2 separate regions of the Homo sapiens genome follow, and region 2 is linked to region 1. Evidence: chromatin loops called from intact Hi-C (ENCODE). Cell type or tissue: breast epithelium. All regions are shown on one strand. Each heading gives the region's core, and the rest is flanking DNA. Links, peaks and the distances in the headings are about the cores only.

Region 1 (11,234 bases), core at 1,088-9,087:
TTAACATTACGTGGTACATTAAGTGCTGACATTCAGGCCCCACCTTGGACCTAAACTCTGGCAGTGGTGCCTGGTTATCATGTTTTTTAAAATGCATATTACATTACAGACTTTTTAAACAAGATTAATGAATTTATATCAGGCAAATCAAAACAAAAGAAAGGCAGAATAATAATATGAATATTACTCAAGACAGATTCAAGATACAGTGTGTGTATTAAATGACACACAAAGTGATGTTTAATTTTGATGTAGCATATATGGATAGGTCTTTAATATTTGAGATGTGAGCATTTCTATGAATCCAAATTACTTTGGAACTTTCTTTAATTTCATCTATCTGATTGACAAGAAGAACAGTGGGCTCTCTTGGGGAATTGGGGCCCTCGTGACCCTTCCTGAGATCATTGAGAGCCTAAGCAGCCTACAGAGGATGTCCATCCAACTCCAACCCCAAAGCAAGGAGAGCCCACTTCCTGTACCTCCTCTCTACAGTGACTTCTCACTGTTGTGCAGCAAGCACAGGCCTTTCTCTGTCCTGCCGACATAGCTGGACCACACGGAGGAAAGTCTCTTTCATGCTGGCTGCTACTGTATCTCACTAGCCCAGCTACCAGCACAAGCCAGATGACCATTTGAAGGAAAGCATCTCTACTTCCTCAGGGATGCACTCTGTTCTTTCACAGTTAGCCCTGTTTCTTCTAAGGTTCAATGCCCCAAATCCATCCATCTACCTGTTGTAAAACTCAAAGTGCAACACTTGTTCTAGCTTTGAATTCATCATGGAAGATAACAGATTTTGCTGCATAAACAACCACCCCAACTCTTACTAGCTTAAGATAACAACCATTAGTTACTGCTCTTGAGTCAATGGGCTGGGTGGGTTCTGCTGAACCAGGCCAGGATAGGCTGATTGTGGCTGGGCTCTGTCATGTATCTGTGGGCAGCTGGAAGATCAGCTGGGGTCTGGCTGGTCTGGGATGGCATCAGTTGGAATGGCTGGTCTGTCCTTGCTGTGGTCCCTTATTCTCTACCAGGGTGGTTTGAACTCATTCATGTCACAGCAGCAGCGTTCTAGGAACAAGAGGAAAGGTGTGCAAAGGCTTTTGAGGCTTAGGCTTGGACCTGGCACAATATCACTCTGAGACTCTGTGAGTCACAGGGTCATTCCAGGTTCAAAGACTGAGGAAAAAGGTCCCTCCAGTTGGTGGGAAAGTTTGCAAAGTCTCATTGCAAAGGTGCACAGATTCTGGGAGGAGAGGTCAATTTCCATATTTGGAACCATCAAGCTTTCATCCCTTTCATTTCTTGGACCAGGGTCACCACATTTAGTTGTACAGGCTTCATATTACACAGTTCCAGGGAGTGTGAGTCACATTCTAATTCTGTTCCACAAGGAATAAATCCCATCAGTCTTTCTTAAGATGCTCTTCAGATACTTGAAGAGAGCTATTCACTCACTACATACACACACACACATGCGCGCGCGCACACACACACACACACACACACACACACACACACACCCTTCCCAAGGGCAACTTAGTTTACTACCAAATTGGTTTCTGGGACATGAAAACAAAGTCTGCTATTCTAAAATTCAGCTAATGATGTTAACATATTACAGGTTTAAATATACAGAATCTCTTTACTTCAGCTATTTTACATGGTGGCATTAAACTTGCTTAAGCTACAAAAACTTACACTGTTGACCCTTTAAAATAAATATTTATAAGTTTCATTTTTAGAAAAAATGTTTGAGTGTCTATTGGTTTGTATTATCTACAGCTAAATATATTCTGCAGTTAGTTTAGCATTATTATTTCTAAAAAATAATCCTTGGGCTTAAGTATACATTTTTGGTGAGGCTATGAGATCATTCAAGTAAATGAAGAGCCTTGACATTGTTATATCTCTTCCTTATTTTCATGAAAAAGGGGACTTTCATTAGGGCAGAGTTTTCATTTTGAAAATATTATTCCATTAAGATTGTTGCATTGCTGGGAGAGTAGATGAGTATCTATTTCTGTACATTAAGATCCAAATTCCATGTAAACTGCCTCCTTGAAACTAACGATGCTATTAATAGGTTCCTCCAGTGTTCTGTTCAGCATGGAGAGTAGGAGTGAGGCAGCATCTTTAATTTACTGAGGGTTGGAACACCTTTATACAACTATTATTTCTGGAAGCAACCTTTACCTTTCTGAATGATGTATTTGTGCAATAGGATGGATGTTACAGATTTGCATTATCAGAGGATAGAAATCACTCATTTCTGCAATATCTCTGGCAAGCTGATATTAAATGCATTTTTTTCTTTATTAAACTGAAATTGAGAGTTTATTAATCTTAATTTTAAAAAATACTGTATTCAAATCAACCAAATCTCATTAAATATATTTATAGTAAAAACTTGCTAATTTGGTCATGTTCGTTAGGAATCTGTGATTATTTGGAGAAGGCCTGGGGTAAAGTTCATCTATTAGCAATATCTAAAAGATGGATTAATAAACAAAAAAATAGTTTGAACCCAATTTCAAGGAGAATATATATCTTTTAAACAATAAAGTCTGCTCTTAAGTCCTTAGAAACACCTATTTCACTCCAGACAACATAATGAAAGGTTATTTCTGTTGAAACGCATGTTTGTGTGCTAATTATGAAACGTTCTTGCCTTCTGAATGAGGAAAGCCTCGAGATATGCTTGAAAGAAATAAACCTACAGTTCTGTGAAAATATTATATAATTTAGGCCACTGCTGAATAATAGTTTATGCATGAGAGTCAATTCAGGAAGAAATAAAATGTTTGCAAGCTATGTTTATTTTTTTCTTTCTGTTCAAAGCAGGATAAAGTTAATGAGAAAATTGATATTCAGCCACTAACATATTACCATTATCAGGACATATTAATATCAGATTTTGAGAAGTAGCAGTAGAATATGCTTTTCTATTTCTTGCACTTTCCATTTTGAGACCTTTTAGAGTTTACTTAGGGATGTTAGTGTGTGGTACTTCACTTTTTGCCCAAGTGATACCTGAATTAGAGTCTCACTTTGTTGACAGAGATGCTCACACAGGTGAAGTCACACAGAGAGATGGCCACAGCACTGGAGTGAAAACTGGTCCGTTTCATTCAGGGCTTCATGTACCACAGGTGGAGTGGATGAGGAGCTGTGCTATAGAGAAGGATGCTGCAGGTGCTGCTGATGGAAGCCTCCACCTCCCCGCTTCCTCTCTCCTGACCAAGCTTGTCTCTAGTCTCAGCTTCACCTGCAAATGCTGCATGGAACTGAGAATGTCCTTTGACTTTCTGAACTTCAGTTTTCTTGTTCATAAAAGGGAGGCTTCGATTTGATTCGTGTTTCTAAAACATCATTCTTCCACCTACCATATGCCAATTTTTGCCATGGCCATCATCCATCAGTATATGATATGGTTTGGCTTGTCCCCACCCAAATCTCATCTTGAATGCTCAACGTGTTGTAGGAAACACCTGGTGGGAGGTAACTGAGTCATGGGGGCAGATCTTTCCAGTGCCACTCTTGTGACAGTCTCATGAGAGCCGATGGTTATTATAAGGGGGAGTTTTCCTGCACAAGCTCTCTCTTTGCCTGTTGCCATCCATGTAAGACATGACTTGCTCCTTCTCACTTTCTTCTATAATTATGAAGCTTTCTCAGCCATGTGGAACCATAAGTCCAATTAAACCTCTTTCTTTCGTAAATTGCCCAGTCTCAGGTATATCTTTATCAGCAGCATGAAAACAAACTAATACAGTATCCTTGGCTTGATATCTCTCTATAATTTCGTGGACTTTGCCTTCCTAAATTTATTGATTTTCTAATTTATTGATTGCTCTCAGAGTCTCCTCTTGGTAGGCAAGTTTGCAAAGTCTCATTGCAAGGGTGCACAGATTTGGAAAGAGGAAACTTTCTACTGCTACCTTAAATGGAAAACCAGCATTACTTTGCAGGGAGAAAACCGTTAAATACCGTGAAACAAAACAATGACAGTCAGTCCTCACACATGCTGTTGCCTGTGTAACATGATGCAGCTAAGACCTCCTCCTGTCTGTTAAAAGGGAGACCAGCAAGTGTTAGAGAGTTGGGAAAGACAGCACTTCATGTAGACTTTCTCCTTGACACACTCTAGTAATGAAAGGCAATTGAAAAGGGAATACCTCTTTCCTTTTATGAGCCAAAGTCACTTAATTCATTATCTGTGCAGCACCCAAATGTCTTCTCTACCAGCTGTGGCCTGCGTCCTGCACTTTGAGAAACACTGACAGGGAGAGGGGGGTCTTTGAATGTTTTAAGAAGCTATCATTTATCCGATTTTAAAGACCTGAAAGATGGAACCCCCATGGCAATCAATGACTATCTTTCACAGCTGTCAGGTACTGGAGTTCTTTTTCTACTTCAGCCCTTCCTGCTGTTCTGGAAACTCCGGTTATATTAGCCAAGCCCCAGCAGAAGCAGAAACAGCTGTTCACCGTCTTCCCCTAAATTCCCCACTCGTGCTTGAAGATTGTTAGTGAGTCACCACTTGGTCTTTGTTTTTCTAAGCCAAATTATGTTGGGTCCTTAGCTCTCTCCTCTTCCATCCCATTTACCAATTATGTTTGTGACTGTCTGATTCCCAACAAATTTCTACATGCACCTTGTGGATCCTTGAATTCTTCCTAGTCCAAGGCCAAGGTGTAGAAGTTTTTTGGAGGTCTGCTATCTTACCCATATTACTTAAAGACACCTTTTCTAAGAGAAGCATCAAAGTGTATATAACACAACTTCTATCCCAGGACCAGGGTTTACTTGGCTGTCTCCTGCTCCTAGTTTCCTTCTCTAAATCTCTAGACCAGAGATGCCAAATGGGCTGCCAGAATACTGGAGCTGGTACTACTTGTGTCTAGCCCTGTGCTATTCCAGGTGTGATCTCTGGGCTGGCAGCATCAGTTCACCTGGGAGCCTGTTAAAAATGCACATTTTCAGGCCCCACCAAGACTTAACTGAACCAGAATCTCTTGGCATAGGGCCCCATAATCTGTGTTTTAACAAGCTCCCCAGTTGATGTTTAGGTCCAATAAAGTTGAAGATTTGGCTGGATCCCACATAATATTTTAAACATTTTTGCATATGGCTCTGATTTTTAAAAATTAGGTCTTTCATAATAATGCAACTTTCCAGCTTCTTTTTAAAAATTCCACCATCTGGAAATAATTTTCCAGACTTCACCTCCCTCCTGGAATCAAGCCTGTCAATATCTCCCAGTGATAATCTCCGCATGGTGATCCAGTGTCAGCTGCCATTTTCCATATGCAGGCATTATTGTTTTTCCTGGAGTGGAAGGAAGGTGAATGTAAATTACGTCTTGTACGTAGATTACTATCCAAAGTGGTCAAATGAAAGACCCAGAGGGCCATGGGATTCAGTGAAAAGGAAAAAGATTTCTGAGCGGAAGTGATGTGGCTTGCTTTAATCCTCTCCCTTGTTTTCCTAGCCCTGTAAACATTTGCATATGTGACTCCAAGTGTGTTTTAGATTTGTTTGACTTTTCCAGCGACAGCTTCTCCTTTGACTCTGCATATTGCATCTGATTCCTGCTCAAACCCTCTGCCTATTCAAACCCTGGGTCCTGACCTCCTGCAGCCTGCTCTGACCCTTGGCTGTTTAACTGCTGCATGGCATGGATGCCACAAGTCACTCTTCAATTGATTAACAACCCCCGTGCTTTTAGTTTAGTACATTGATTTGTTCAGAATGTGCTGTGCCACGTAGGATAGAGGAAAAGCCTGCCTTTGGGGAATAGGAGAGCTGAGTCTGATTTCAGGCTCTGCACTTACTGGGCTGTTAGGAGAACTAGTGAGAAACACATGGAAAGTTCCTATCATAGTGTCTGACACATAGTAAACACCAAGTCAATGGTATTTTTGATGGAGTTTAGTACTTGTTTATTTGGTAATAATGTTAACTATGTATTTAGCACCTATATGAGGCCAGGGCTGTGCTAACTAGACATTAGGGTACAAAGATGAGGTAAGGGAGTCAGGCACATAAATTCTTGCAATAAAGGCCTATGTACAAAATGCTCTGGGACTGTGGCTAGGAGGAGCATTTGAAAGATTTTGTGTATGTGGTTGTCGAGCTGGATAGTCAAGGCTGCATAAGAATTTTCTTAGCAGAGAAAAGAATGAAGGGCTACCTTGTGTATAAATACTCAGACATAAGAAAGAGTGTGGTGTGTTCTGTGAATCTTCCAAAAATAATGGTTAATTCGGTGTTCCTCTAGTGAATGGGAAGAGACCAACAACATATGAGATTGGAAAGGTAGACGGGTGAATGGTGAAAGGCACTTTCCCAAACTTATAAGAATTTAAACTTCACGTTGGAATAAAATTTGTGTTTTCAAAAGGCCACTCTTCAAAAGGATCTTCTCAAAAATCAATTAAATTATGCTCTATAGATTGTATGAGGAAGACATAGATATGAGAGAAGAATCTTAGAGAAGTTACTATCCAAAATGGTGGACAAATATTTTTAAGGGACAATGTAGTCTCAGATTTGTTGAAAACTTAGGGAACCCATTCCTCATGCATTCCAGTGAGTAAAAGTTTTCTGCATCAGACTTACAGCTAAGTCAACGCAAACTTTGTCATTGAAACTAAAAATGACCAGAGAGTGGTGAGAGTTGTTGCCTTGGCAACGCTGACAAAAGTACAGTCAGAGAAGGATTTACCTCCAGCTAGGCTGGGTAGGAATTTTCTGCAGCTAGGCTGTAGGTAAATTACTGTTTGGTGTACTTTGGGCCAGCAAGTTAACACCATAGAAAAGTCTAGCTTGGCATTTCCTGACTTGGAAGTGCTTTAATTTGCTCCTCTCGGCGAAGTGTCCCCATGGGCTTTGCTCTGGGTTGGCCCTTTGTGAGGCAAATGTGTGATTCGATGGGCTTTGACAGGCCTGCCAGGCCAAAAAAATATCTTGCCAGGCCCAACATTCCCACTCTGAGCTTTTTCTGTTGGTTAACACATTATTTCCAGAAAGCTCTGTCAAAATGTAGAAGCGTTACCGGAGAATTACAGCACAAGAAGCAAACAGCAGAGAAAAATGCAGGTAGTGTCAAAGAGAGAACACTAGATCGCCAGGCAGAGGTCTGGGTTCTACCCATAAAATAACCATAGCACAGTCCTCTGATCTTGGGCAAGTCTATTATTATGATTACTATTTGAATATTGGTTTCACTGTATATATTGATATAATATTTGTTCTCTACTGGGCAGCTATGAGGGTCAAATGATATAGTAAAGGTGTTTTGTAAACTGTAAAGTACTATGCAAAATATAAGAGGCTATTATTTTAAATGTGTCTAGGACTGAGGCAGAGGATATAATATTTTGATTGGGGTGAGGAAGGAACACACAGTGACTACAGCATGGGAAAAAAGGTTGTGGCAGAAGATGAGAAGAGTGGGGTGGGCTTCCATGAGGACATGGCATGCTTTTTGAGTCTTGTCTTCATGATACCCTAAGCCACTCTCTGTCTATCTCAGCCATCCTGAATTACTTGCCATCTACTCAACAGATCATGTTGTTTCATGTTTGCATTTTACAAAAACTGTTCTCTCTGCCTGGGTTTCCCTGCTCCATCTGGTCCACCTAAGTAACTATGTCTTCTTTAAAGATCCATCTAGATAGGTTAGATGCTTCACCACAGAAATACCCAATACCTTTATGTTATTTGTTTCATCACATGGCAATTATGTGTACATATTTGCCTTTTCCACTTAGATGGTGTTATGGAATGAATTGTGTCCCCACCATGCTCCCAAACCCCTAAATTCATACGTTGAAGCCCTAATCCTCAATGGAATTATGTTTGGAGACACAGCCTTTAAGGTGGTAATTAAGGTTAAATGAGGTCATAAGGGTAGAACCCTAATCCAATAGAACTAATGTCCTTATAAGGAGGGGAAGAGAACTGGAGTTTGAGTGCACAAAAAAGGCCATATAGGGGCCCAGGGAGAAGGCAGCCATCTACAACTCAAGACCTCATCAGACACTAACTCTTCTGGCACTGTTATCTTAGACTTCTGACTTTCAGAAGTGTGAAAAGATAAATTTCTGTCGTTTAGGTTACCAAGTTTGTGGCATTTTGTGATGGCAGCCTGAGGAGACTATTAGGTAGACATTTTGATGGTAAGCATCTTAAGGGCAAAGACTGAATATTACCCATTTTTGTACAAGCAGGGACTGGAAAATAGTAGATAGTAAGCATATAATTCTCGAATGAATGAATAAATTAATAATGTAGCACACTGGTCAGGCATGGTGGCTCATGCCTATAATCCTAGCACTTGGGGAGGCCGAGGTGGGTGGATCGCGAGGTCAGGAGTTCGAGAGCAGCCTGGCCAATGTGGTGAAACCCTGTCTCTACTAAAAATACAAAACTTAGCTGGGTGTGGCGGCAGGCGCCTGTAATCCCAGCTACTCAGGAGGCTGAGGCAGGAGAATCGCTTGAACCCAGGAGGCAGAGGTTGCAGTGAGCCGAGATTGCGGCATTGCACTCTAGCCTGGGCAACAGGGCGAGACTCCATCTCAAAAAATAAATAAATAATAATGTAGTGCACCTGGGCTCAGTTGGTGAATCAGGTGAGGCCAGAACCGGACTAGCTGTTTACTCTGGGGCAGTGACTGTGACTATGGAGGCCTGGAGAATGAACAGTAGCAGGAACTTAGTGTGGTCATAGAGCAAGTCAGGGCAGGCAGATGTAAAACCAGGAGAGTCCCACTGCAGGTCACAGGCAGATGTCCAGGCTGGCCCTGGAGTAGATGTCAGAGAAGTTTAGTATCAGAGGAGCCTGGGGATGTGGGTAATAATTGCCTAAAACCCTCTAAAGTACTCCATTATATACAGGATAAAGGCGAAGATTTTAACTCTGTCAATATGGTACTCTATGACATGGCCACAACCCACTCTCTCTGCCTACAGTCGCCCTGTAGGTTGCACAGTAGGTATTTGTTTGTCTGTTACAGGATTATGTCTTCTTCAGTTTTGTTTTTACCCAGTACCCACAAGAAGGCCTGCTATATTGTAGGTGCTCAATAAATGTTTGCCTAATGAATAGGATAAAGTCTAAGTAGGTTCTATTCTGAGTGTTTCTTAGTCACTTAAAAATCCTCTTTATAGGCAAGTGTCATAGAGCTGGTCACCAGGATTTTTAAGTGACTGAGAAACACTCAGAATAGAACTTTTTTGTAGGGTCTTACATTACTTTCATAGGGCTGCAGTATCACCAGAAACTTGGTGGCTAAAAACAACAGTAATTTTTTTCTCGTAAGTCCTTCCTTACCTCTTCCAGATTCTGTGGTTCCAGGTGTTCCTTGGCTTCTGGCTGCAAAAATCTAATCTCTGCCTGTCTTCCCTGGATTTCAGCTCTGTGTGTTCTCCTCTTCGTTCTGTGTCTTCTCTCCTTCTTTTCTCTATACTTGTCATTGGACTTAGGGTCCATCCTAATCCAGGATGATCTCATCTCAAGATTCTTAGCTTTATTATATCTGCAAAGACTGTTTTCCAAATAATGTCACATTCATGGTTTTGCATAAACGTATGTTTTGAGGGACCACTATTCAACCCACATAGATCCTCAGAGGATTTGCCACCAGGAAATAAGCTAAGGGAGCCATTGGTCAAAGTTGGATCTCAGATGAATGCTTAAGCTCATAGCTCAATTGCAGAGAGTGGTAGGAGGCAAATAAGATCATCAGCACAACTGGATTTGGTGTTAAATCCTTGAGCCATTGGCCTAGTGTCCCTTACATTGCTACAGACTAGTAAAGGAGCATAGAACCCAAAGAAAAGACGTGAAGACTAAGCAGCCTTGGTTTTGAGTTTGGAAGAATGCAAAAGCTGAAGTTTTTTTTTTCTTTTTATTTATATTATACTTTAAGTTTTAGTGTACGTGTGCACAATGTGCAGGTTTGTTACATATGTATACATGTGCCATGTTGGTGTGCTGCACCCATTAATTCGTCATTTAGCATTAGGTATATCTCCTAGAAGTTTTTTTTTTTCCTTTGACATTAAAGCCTGGTTTAAAAAAATACAGAGAGTGACACTATCCAATTTTTAAGAGAGTGAAGGGAAATGGTTACTTTCATATTGATGGTGAGGATAAAATTGGTACAACACTTTAATACTCAATGTATTGAAATTTTTAAAAGAAATTTGCATACACTGTGATCCAGCATTTCCTCAAGTAAGGCAAAGATTTGGCTGCAAGCATATAGCAACAGGAAAAAACTGGAAATCACCAGTATTTTCAACAATAGGTGATTATTTGACTACATGACAGTTATCATGAATTCAATAGGTGGAAAACCATATTCCTATTAAAAAACAAGCAAACAATTGGTGTTGCTGCAATGTACTCTTTGACCTGATGTGATGATCATAAATATTCTGCTGAGTGAAAAAAGCAGATTAAAAAGTATATACACAATATTGTGTATTTCACTATTTTAGTGAAAACATTTACATTTTACATGAAGATAAGGATGTGTGCACTCACATGTGAAGAGCAGTTATCTCTGGTTTGTGCAATTATGAATAATTTTTTTTTTTTTTGCTAATTTTTGTCTTTGGTCTATCATTAACATGTATTACTTATATGAAAATGCAAGTTATTTTAGAATATGAAAAATGTGGTCTCATTGAATAAACTTTTTCTAGACTATGTGTATTAGCTGCTACTATTATAGTTATCTAGCCACAATGATCTCTGATCTAATTTGCATAGTAATGTTAAAAAAAAGGCATTTATTCTTACGTTAGTAGGAAACAAGAACAGACAAGTGAATTTGTTTAAACATTTGTAAAGTGCCAGCAGCCTGGCTGGCTTGAGGATTCCAAAATTCATCTTAATGTTTTAGAACATGCTGGCTGCTGAACCTTCTGTGCTGTCCACACTCTGTGGCATTAAAAGCTGGAAATGTAACTGCTTCTCACTTTTGATCTACTTTAAATGATCGGATGTCAGATTAAGCGAAAGGGGGTTGGGGGAAAGCTCTTTGTAAATGGTGTGCAGCTGTGCAAGCAAGGGGCTTATTGTATCAGTGTCCCCGAAGGCATGTTGGAAATGCCATGGTTGGAGGGGCACCAAAACTCCCTTCCTTGGAGCCCCAGATTGCCTTGGAGGTGAGAAAGCAGCCTAATTGGGGGGAAGAATTAAGGGCCCACCAACT
Region 2 (11,234 bases), core at 1,325-9,324, 100 kb after region 1:
CCTTTCAGTTTTAGGGTTTTTAACATGTCACACAAAAATAATTTTATACATATACATAGAAAAATAATTTCCTGAGTGCTAATTTTGCCCAGAAATGGAAAAAAAATAGTCATCAGGAAATTCATACAATGCTTTATGCCAAAATTAAGTCTCAAAAGTGACTTTTCAAAAAGCAGAGATCTGATTGCAGCACTCCCTGCTCTAAAACCTTCCATACAATGCAGGATACAATGCATCCTTCATACAACGTGAAGGATGTTAGGGGAGCTTTTGGTTGACGGTGTGGACTTCCTCAATGAGACTGGAGATAGCATCTCATGTAGAGAGTAAGAGAGAAGGTGGCAGTGGAGCGTGCTTTGGTAGAGGCAAGGTCCAGAGGTAACACGACCTTTCTCTTGTTACCAACGAAGCCAGTCCTCCCCAAAATGGGATATTTCCCTTTTCAGTGCTGTGAAGCCAATATGCAAAACTGAAAGTGAGCATTGAGTGATAGAGATTTTATTCCACAGCCATGGAATTGAGAGGCAGGAGCTCAGCTCCCAAATCAACCTTTCAGCTCATGAGAGCTGGGAAGCCAGAAATATAGGACATATTTAGTGAAAGGGCTGGGCATTAAAAACAAGGGGAGGGATATTCATATCTTTTCTGGTAATGGGCAGACAACTTCTGGGAACCAGAGTACTGCTTTCCTTTTTGTCTTTTTATAGTTTCTTCTGGTCAGTGTCATGGTGATTGTCAGCTGTCATGGTACTATGGGAGTGTCATTTAGCATGGAAATTAGGTTATAACAAAGTTAGAGGTTCTTCTTAGGTCAAGAGAGCTGCTGTCTTAGATCTCACAAGTCTTGACTGGTTTGGCCACGAAGGGGAACTTCTGACCACAGGCATCCTGTTTCCTAAAGGTCAGTAGAGTTAGGGCAGGGTAGAAACTCACCTATGCCCTGTAAGCTTTACACTGGTAACACTCCAACCTGAAGGGAGGATAATAATTTTAAGGACACAGACCATTTTCTTAAGTCTTTACATTCCTACTCCCTACCCGACCTTGTCCAATACACTTCCTTTCACATAGCAAGTCCTCATTAAATTTTTAGAGATGAATCAGAATGAGCCCCTTGGCCTCTTCCTGGCAGTGCTTGCCTCCTTTTCACTGTTGTTCCCCCATCCCATCCCAGTTACATGCTGATTTACTAAGCTGGGCTTGACTGTGCACTGACATTTAGTTTGTAGGTGATAGACACCCAACTCAAATTGCCCTGAGGGGAAAAAAGAGGGGAATATTTTCTCACAAAACTGAAAAGTCTAGGGAGAAAAACCATATCCAAAAGGCTAAAAATTGCCATGAGGATATAGAGTCTTTACCTCCCAAAGGTCCATTTCTTTCTGGATGAGGGTCATTCTCCTTCCCTGTAGTGGCCCTCCTGAACTTCAGGTCTGAATATCAGGAATGGACAAAGTGCTTCCTTATCAAATAGTCCCAGCACATAGTGCTGATTGAATCTTCTTTACTGAGATTGTACCAAGTGCCTATTTGTGAACCAGGCCAAACCTGAGATTTGTGTCCACCTCAAAGGCAAGGGAGGGTGTTAAGACCACCTAAACTCAGGGATTAAAGTGGAGAAAGGGTGGCTTTTGGAGGAAAGTTGGGGTGCTGATAGGAGAGAGAATAAAGATGAACACCAAGGAGGAAAATTTGGGGATTGAAACAATCATCAACCCACCTGGTATAAATTGTCTTCTTTTTTATATTTGATGGTGACTGTGAACTTCAAAGTGGCATTTCCTTGCATGTGGCCAGTTGCAGGTGGCTGACAGTTCAGCACAGATGCTGTAATGACTAAATCAGAAAGTCCATTTTCATACTCTCTGTTCATCCATTCCCAAAGATGTTTATGAGCACTTAGATTGCAGCTTCCGGACACCAGGAGAAAACATCACTATCACGCGACGTTATAATTCTAATACCAGTCATTGGGAAAGGAAGCATAAATGATAATAATCTGGGGAAAAGCCATCTCTCCTTCTCATTTCCTGCCTGTGTGCCAGGCTGTGCTCTACTTTGAAAGGAAGCAGGGGGAGCATATTTGAATGTGTCCTTCCGTCACTATCAACACTGTCACTGCTGTAGTTCCAGTCTTCAAGGTCTTTTTCTGGGATTACTCTTTGGTCTCCCAAATCAGAGTTCCAGACTGTCCTCTACTTACCTTAGTGCAACCTCCGCTCTGGTGCTTGGGTGATCTTTGGAAGGCAAATCACAGTGCACAACAACACCCTGCAGACCTAGTCATGTCATTCCGGTTGCTCACCTGTCTAACTCTAGCAGGATTATTTCTCAAACATTCACTATTTGCCTCCACATTTTACAATATTTTTAGCTGTATCATGTACCATCTTTACAATGCTTTCTTTAATATTTTCTTTAAATGTACTCTTATTTTAAACTTGCCCTTGTCCTAAGCAATAATTTTCATTACATTTCAGTTTTGATGTGTTGCTTTTTCTTCATTGAACATGAAGGAAAATTAAAATAAGTAAACAATGATTTTTAAATGTTTCTAAAATGATCTGCTATGCCAACAAGGGTAACATGCTCTTTTTTGGGAGCACTAGCCCTCAGGATTAAATCCCAAGATGAGATAGCCTTAGGTCTTCTTGATCTGGCCCCAGATCACCTTTCTGGCCTTGTATCTTACTCCAGTTGGTTCTCCGGGCTCCAGGGATTTTGCACCCTTCACATATCGTGATCCCTTAGGCTCTGTGCCTTTGCATATACAGTTCCTTCTACTGGAATTATGCTCTTTCACTTCCTTCTTTGCTGGACAGACCATTTTTACTCTACAGTAGTCACCCCCTTCGTGAGACTCTGCAAAGTGATTATTGTCCCTTCTACTAACAGTTGATTCAACTGTGAGCTGGACATATTGTACTGTGTCTGTGGATTACTCAGCCAACTTTCTTTTTTTCCCTCAGTCAGAAGCTCCCATCAGGTATGGGGAGAGGTGATATGTATATGTATTCTGGAGCCAAGCACAGAGACACCCTCATGAAGGTTTGCTGTGCTTTCTAGAGTCCTGCTTGGTCATATCTGTTCATTTTCTCCTTCCTCAATACCAGTAAAGATCATTTTACTTTCAGAAACTGCAACAGTAGGTATTTGCAGAAGGTCCATGGCTCATTCTGTGGGTACCATGTCTGCCCACAGAACAACCCATTATGATTAATTCCACAAAGCAGTGATCCTTGCTTCTTTTCTGGTCAGTTATAACAGAGAGTTATATACAGAATGTTCCTATATGTGATACTCTACCTTGGAAAAGCACAGGGTTATTATCTACATTTTCCTAAATGGTAACCATAACTCCATCTCCTCCTTTCTCACCCAAGGTAGCAAACTCAAAATGGCAGTGAGAGTTGTGTTACCAAAGAAATAAAGTGGGAGGTAGAGGTTGCAGTGAGCCGTGATTGCACCACAACACTCCAGCCTGGGTAAGAAGAGCAAAACTCTGTCTCAAAAATAAATAAATAAATAAATAAATAAATAAATAAATTGCAAATATTTTAAATTGTTAGATTGGTTCAAAAGTCACTGTGGTTTTGCCATTACTTGTAATAATTATTTTTAGCAAAAATCACATGTGAAACATCTCACAACTGAGTGACGTTTTCCCCACTATAATACAAGCTCCAGGAACACAGGTATTTTGCTCGGATTTTTTTTCCCTACAAGTACATTCCCAGCATCTGGGCAAAATGCCTTAAACATAGTAGATGCATGGGAAATATTTGTATTAAATGATTTCACTCATGTATTGCTGGCACAGCACTGGATTGTGTGAGTGGAATAACTGAGTGCTTGTAGGATGGGTTAAGGGAGGGGAGATATTACAAGGTAAGAAGATGTGCACAAAACTTGATCTATAGCCTAAACTCCTTAGAGCCGTGCATAACTACACTCCAAATGTGCACTGATGCTCAATTCATGGCTGCTTGTCATTGTAGTTTTGTTTTTTTTTTTTATTTGAAATGGAGTCTCACTCTATCACCCAGGCTAGAATGTGGTGGCGTGATCTCAGCTCACCGTAACCTTCACCTCCCGGGTTCAAGCAATTCTCCTGCCTCAGCCTCCCACACAGGCGTGTGCCACCACACCCAGCTAATTTTTTTGTTTTTAGTAGAGATGGGTTTTCACCATGTAGGCCAGGCTGGTCTCAAACTCCTCACTGTTTGTCACTTTGAATTTTCACAATCAATAAACACTAACAAAACAACTTTTCTTTTGTGGTGGCGTATGATATGATAATATCATATATAATGTTATATTCCATTACTATGTATAGTCTGTTAATAGGGGGTTCGTACGAGGATTATCTTTGGATGGAACAGGTTATCTGTATATTTTATAGGCTTTTAAAATTTTTATTTCGATTTCTGCATTGTAGAGAAATTGCTGTAGGTTTCTTTTTTTTTTTTTTTCTTAGATAGAAGGGTCCTCTCACCCCCTTACCAAAAGGTCCTTTAATAGGGAGTTCATACAAGGATTAACTTTAGATGGAACAGATTATATGTATATTTTATAGGCTTTTAAAATTTTTATTAAGATTTCTGAATAAAGAGACATCGCTCTAAGTTTCTTTTTTTTTCTTTTCTTTCTTCTGATTCTTTTTTTTTTTTTTTTTTAGATAGAAGTGTCCCCTGACCCCCTTACCAAAGGGAGGGATCTTCATCCTAGAGAGGATGGTGCCCACTGCTCCGAACACACCTCCTGCCTTGCCTGTTGACACCTTCCCTTCTCTGCACCCCTGTATGGCTCCTCCCTCACCCCAAGAATCCCAATGCTTCAATTGCCCCTTCATGTCTCTCAGTCTCACCCGAAGCTGCTCCTTTCCCCCACCACTGCGTAGTTGATGGGGACATAGACATACAGGCAAAGAAGCCGGGTTAGGTGCTCTTCGTGATCCCTCTGCCATGAGATTATGTGCTTTTAACTGTGAGCTACCTAAGATGACAGCTTAGAGAAGGCCTGCTTTGAGCTCGTCATTTCTCTTTTGTCTGGCACTTTCTTTCCTTTTAACAGTATTTATTGATATCATAGGTTGCCATGTATCATGGTGATTACCAATGTATTAGTCCGTTTTCATGCTGCTGATAAAGATATACCCAAGACTGGGTACTTTATAAAGAAAAAGAGGTTTAATTGACTCAGTTTCATATGGCTGGGGAGGCCTCACAATCATCGCAGAAGATGAAAGGCACATATTACATGGCAGCAGACAAGAGATAAGGGGAGCCAAATGAAAGGGGTTTCCCCTTATAAAACCATCAGATCTCATGAGACTTATTCACTACCAGGAGAACAATATGAGGGAAACCATGCCCATGATTCAATTATCTCCCACCGCGTCCTTCCCACAACACATGGGAATTATGGGAGGTACAATTCAAGATGAGATTTGGGTGGGGACACAGCCAAACCGTATCAACCGATATGCGGTGGTGTTAGCCATTGTTAATGATGAAAAGAACAAAGGCAGAAATGTTCAAAGCTCCAGCACCATGATCCCCAGACACAATACCTTCCTCATCACTACCTAGAGCTGACAATTGCCAAAGAGCACCCATCACTTCTAATGTTTTCTGTTTGTCTTGGGCAGAAGTCAGGTCTTCAAAGGCTTCTGAGCCAAAGATTGAGACTTCTCTGAAAAAAAGCATCTTAAAGTCAAGCCTCATGATAAATTGGAGAGAGTATTAAATGCCACTAAAAAACAAACCAAATAAGGTAAAAGACTTTGGGTTGGGATGTTTAGGGCCTTTCCTGGCTACACAAGGCCTGTGTCCAGCAAACCCTCTTGGCGAATAAAACACTGGCCAGAAATGACCCCCAAAGGCCTTGCTGATTCCCCAAATTAAAAATACTGTGGGCTTTAATATCCAACTGAAGCCTCCATTGGCCTAACATCTTTTCTAAGCTGCAACTAAGGCTATTATTTTTACACAGTCATTAAAACCAGAAGTCCACTCATAAAGAGAAGATCAAATTTGAAAGGAAATGTAAAGTAAAAAAAAATCTGGACTTCAAAACTTAATCGTAATAATGCCAGGAGCCATTCCATCCCATTTCTGATTTATGCTTCCTACAAATAAAGATTGGTAAATTGAAAGTTTTTATTTGGCATTTATTGTGCATTTCGGAGGATTTGTAAATCTGGCATTTGATTTGTTGGCATTAGGGCTGCCGTAGAGGACTTGTAAATCAGTTTTCTGATGTGGCAAATCAATTTTGTTTTAGAGATGAAGCTCAGTGGCTAAGTGAGATGGGAGTACAAAGAGATATAAATTTTGTGGGCTTCAGACAGGAGAGTGTCATGAGCAGGACCAAGGGAAGCCCTCCCCGCATCCTGGAGGAACCAAAGTCTCAAGGATTGCAGATCTTAGATTATGGGTTGCAAACTGGCTTCCATGGGCCAAAATATATTCCATAAATGTGTTTTATGTAACTCATAAAATGTTTTTGTTTTTAAATGTTGGATTAACGGTCATCCCTGGAACACTTCATGTAGAAATTCAAGTTGAAGTACTATCTCTTGAAAAAGCATCAGAAGTTCCTGCCACTTGGCCTGTGAGTCCTCATGGCAACAGCCAGCTGCAGTTGCAGAGCTGTGGCCTCCGTTACCTGAGGCATGAGCCTCTAAGTCGGCCACAGTTCCTACCTGGCCTCTCTACTCACATCACCTTCTTGCCCCCTAGGAACATTTGAGCTCATGACCCTATTGTAGGCACTAGAACATTCTGAAGGCTAAGTTCAGGAAGCAAGCATACTAAAAAATTATTTGTTGTTTATCTGAAATTGAAATCTAACTTGGCATCCTATAATTATACCTGATAACCCTACTGTGGTAAGCAGAATTCTAAGGTGGCCCCTAAACTGTCCACACCCCTTATGTATATGCTCTATATGATGCCCTCCCCTTGAGTGGGGCAAGACTGTGGCTATAATTAGGTTATGTGACAAAAATGAAGACATTTTGCAAATGTAATTCAGGTCCCTGATGGGTTGACTTTGAGTTAATCAAAAAGAAGATTATTCTGGTTGAGTGTGGCTTAATTGGGTGAGCCTTTCAAAGACATTGTTCTCTTCTTGAAGGAAAAGGTATAGAGTATAAGCGGTTCCTCTGCTAGTCCTGAAGAAGTAGACAGCCATGTGGAGAGAGAGAGCCAATGGAGGAGCACATGTGACTACCACCTGAGAGCAGTCCCCAGGTACAACTAGGAAGAAATGGTAGTTCCAGTTATGCAGGCTGACCAACACGTTGATTTCAGCCTTGTAAGACCCTCAGAAGAGAGCCCAGTTGACTCATGCCCCTGGAAACTCTGAGATAATAAGTTGGTGGTGTTTTGAGCCTCTGAGTTTGTGGTAACTTACTAAACAGCAATGGAAAACTAATACACACATCCACATCAAACTCTGTCTTTTTCTTTGTCCTTTTGTAAATCAAGACAAATTTCTTTGTCTTCTTTTTTTTTTTTTTTTTTTGAGATGGAGTCTTGCTCTGTTGACCAGGCTGGAGTGCGGTGGCATGATCTTGGCTCATTGCAACCTCCATCTCTTGGGTTCAAGTGATTCTCCTGCCTCAGCCTTCCAAGTAGCTGGGATTACAGGTGCTGCCACCACACCTGGCTAATTTTTGTGTTTTTGGTAGGGACGGGGTTTCACCATCTTGGCCAGATTGGTCTTGAACTCCTGACCTCAGGTGATCCACCCACCTTACCTCCCAAATTGCTGGGATTACAGGTGTGAGCCACTTTGTCTTCATTTAAAAAATTTTTGGTCACTTTTTGGTAATTCCAGAGGTACTCATAAATCCCAGATGAGGGAAATGATAAGTCATTTTCTCTCTTAACTAGGTGATGCTCAGGATTAGTTTTATTTTGAGAGTTCTAATATGCTGACTACCAGCAAAACCCATGTTTTTGTCTATGCAGAGGAAGTTTAATGTAAATAGTCACATGACAGCATAGGCCAGGGTTTAACCTGGACTCCCTCAGTTCTCTCTTGGCTTCTCTTGCCTTACTTCCTCTTCCCTTCATGGCCTCTCTTCCATCCTGGTGGACTTCTAACTTCTCTTTTTTGCCAACACTTATTTCTCCATCTTTTCTAATTTAAATTCCTAATCATAGGAATCTAATGGGACTGGTCGCTCCCTGTTCCTGAAACGTTTTTGGGCCAGGCCACATTAAAAAATCTGAGAAGTGGGGCCTGAGAAATTAGGAATTCTGGTTATCTGTTGCGGTGTAACAAGCCATCCCAAAACTCGTTCGTGACTCTGCAATTGGGAAGGGTTCAGTGAGTCCAGCTTATCTCTGCTTCATGAGGTATCAACCGAAATGATTCAAATGGGGCTGAAGGATCCATAGCCCAGATGACTCGCTCACATACCTGGAAGTTGGTACTGGCTGTTGGCTGGGAGCTCAGTGGAGGCTGCTGGCCAGGGGCCTAGGTTCCTTCCCACATGAGCCTCTTTACATGGCTACTTGTGCTTCTCTGCAGCATGGTGACTAGCATTTCAAAAGAGAGGAAGTAGAGGTTACAACCTCAGAAGGCCTCCCTTTGGAAACTGACATTGTATCATTTCTGCTATATTCTTTCGGCTAGGCAAGCACAGATTCAAGGAGAGGAGGCATAGATGACCTCTGTCTTCTTTATAGGAGGGTGCCAAAGAATTTGCTGCCGTATTTTTAAAATCAGAGTGTCTGAATTATCAACCTGTTATTTTACTGTGAGTCAGGTGATCATTTCTAGTTAAATTATCGTGGCTGAGGAGTGATTGTTTGGTACTGAATATGGCCCCTGCTATAAAGGCAAAAACACTGGCTGTGTCCCTTCGCAAGGGATGTGATTGAGGCAATTTTCCATAGAAGGTATATCAATTTATTTTGTGCTGCTATAATAGGATACCTGAGACTAGGTAATTAATAATGGACAGAAATCTCTCTCCTCTCCCTCTCTGTCTCCAAAATTTGTGCCATTGATATCAAGAATATCAACATATTCTTGATTTTAGTCACTTATCAATAATTGTGTTACAAATGAATTCTCCCAGTTGGGAATTTGTTATTACTGTCTTTAAAATGTCTTTAATGAGTAAAAACATCTTAAACTTCTTCCCAAATTTTTTTCAAAATTTGATATTCTTCCAACTTTTTAAATTATTGTCCATCACAAATTTGTCCAAAACATTATTTTTCAATCAATTGGCTGTAAAGTTACATTTTAATCTTGATTTACATTTTCCTAATTACTATGGGGATTGAACATCTGTTTGTATTTTTCTTTTTTAGCCTGTTGTATTTCTGCTCCTATTTTGTTCCTGTTCATACTTTTAAAATCCATTTTTCATTAGGGTATTTTGTCTTTTTGTTTTGTATCTAAAGGAGCTATTTACTTATTTTTTTAAAGACGGGGTTTCACCATGTTGGCCAGGATGGTCTCGATCTCCTGACCTTGTGATCCGCCTGCCTCAGCCTCCCAAAGTGCTAGGATTACAGGCGTGAGCCACTGCGCCTGGCCTAAAGGAACTTTTTATGTACTCTTTATATATTCTTGATTCTAGTCACTTATCAATTAATTGTGTTACAAATTAATTCTTGCAGTTGGTAATTTGTTGTTTTACTTTCTTTAAGATGTCTTTAATGAGTAAAAACATCTTAAACGTCCTCTCAAATTTTTTATAATAAATAGGCATTTGTTTTAAAACAGGGAAAAATTTGTAAAATGTCCCAGGTGAAATATTTAATATACATTTCACTTTAAAAATGTGTATGCGTGTGTGTGTTTATTTGCAAGGACATATACAACAATTTTGACATGTAGTATCAAAAATAAGGTTGTAAATATTATTAAATATCTTCATACTTTTTGTGTATTTAATGTTATGCAATTAATATTTACTGTCTGGAAATTAATAATGAGATTACTGAAATTTTAGAAAAAAATTAAAATCTGGCAAAGTAAAAAAAAGACTGCTTTCTATATCAAAATAAGGTGATTCTAACACAGGCAAATAATTAGCTATATCTAATGCCTTATATAGTGAGGTCACGAACCATCATTTCAAGTATAAAACATGTAAATTGCCTTAATTTCTTAAAATACATAGCTCCAGAGAAGCCTTAAAAATAACATAATCATTGTCATTCGTTAGTATTATCATTATTGAATCAAAGAAGCTAAAGTTCAACACCAGGGCTTTATGATGAAAACCAACACAAAATAAATCACATCCACTACTTGAGCCCCACTGTGATGAGACTGAGTAGAACTTTTTCCAGAGCCAGATACACAGCTCTTTTTTTTTTTTTTTTTTTTTTTTTTTGAGACGGAGTGTTGCTCTGTCGCCCAGGCTGGAGTGCAGTGGTGCGATCTCAGGTCACTGCAAGCTCCGCCTGCCAGGTTCACGCCATTCCCCTGGTGCAGCCTCCTGAGTAGCTGAGACTACAGGTGCTCGCCACCTCGCCCAGCTAATTTTTTGTATTTTTGTAGTAGAGACAGGGTTTCACCGTGTTGGCCAGGATGGTCTCGATCTCCTGACCTCGTGATCCACCCGCCTCAACCTCCCAAAGTGCTGGGATTACAGGCGTGAGCCACTGCACCCAGCCGATACACAGCTTCTTAAAGGCCAGTTAGGAAGCACACTTCTAAATTCATATTTGGAGAAACAAATGAATTTTTGAACAAATGAATTGGTAGGCTTAGAATTTCTGTCACCACTTAGGCGTATGATATGAAAATTTATAAGACTGATCACAACCCTTACATCACACGGTATTGGGAGAGGGTGTGTCAAAAACTAATTCAGTGCATATTAGAACACACTGAGTTCAGGATTTATTAGAACTTCACATGCTGGCCCTCACTGATTTTGTTGCTAGAAGGATAATAACTATATTGCATGTTTAAAAAATGTATAACCATTGTTGAAAAGAAAAGGTCAGGTAGGAGTTACAGATTTGAGTGGAAATTTCTTATATAGTAACAACTATTGCTTGTGTAATCCATCAAAGTTTTAAAATGACTCTTGACTTCGTAAAATCACTTCATACCCGTGATAATCTTATGAAGCACAGAAGAATCATTAGTTCCAAGGAGGCAATCAAATCTCAGGAGGTGTACATTCCCGAAGAAACGTAATGGGCAAGTGATAAAGCTAGGATCAACTCCAGATCATTTTTCTCCAAATT

What was found. Peaks named below come from ENCODE experiments on the same cell type or tissue, not always from the same donor. Only the 100,000 strongest peaks of a DNase experiment are listed, where the experiment ranks them.
Region 2: a loop joins it to region 1, with 34 times the contacts of the local background. A loop is called at or near these places in 2 of 110 quality-filtered maps.

Annotation. Positions count from the first base shown.
Region 1 is chr4:17,182,806-17,194,039 of GRCh38, reverse strand. LINC02493 (long intergenic non-protein coding RNA 2493) reads left to right here and starts at 7,983. Exons shown (of 6, transcript NR_125919.1): 1 at 7,983-8,189. In breast epithelium, for the core only: no CTCF peak of the experiment used is centred there; no DNase peak of the experiment used is centred there; H3K27ac peaks cover 2,085 bases.
Region 2 is chr4:17,082,810-17,094,043 of GRCh38, reverse strand. No RefSeq gene overlaps it. Among named protein-coding and RNA genes, the nearest start is that of LINC02493, 98 kb to the left of the region's middle. RefSeq lists an enhancer at 781-870 and a silencer at 6,282-6,468. In breast epithelium, for the core only: no CTCF peak of the experiment used is centred there; no DNase peak of the experiment used is centred there.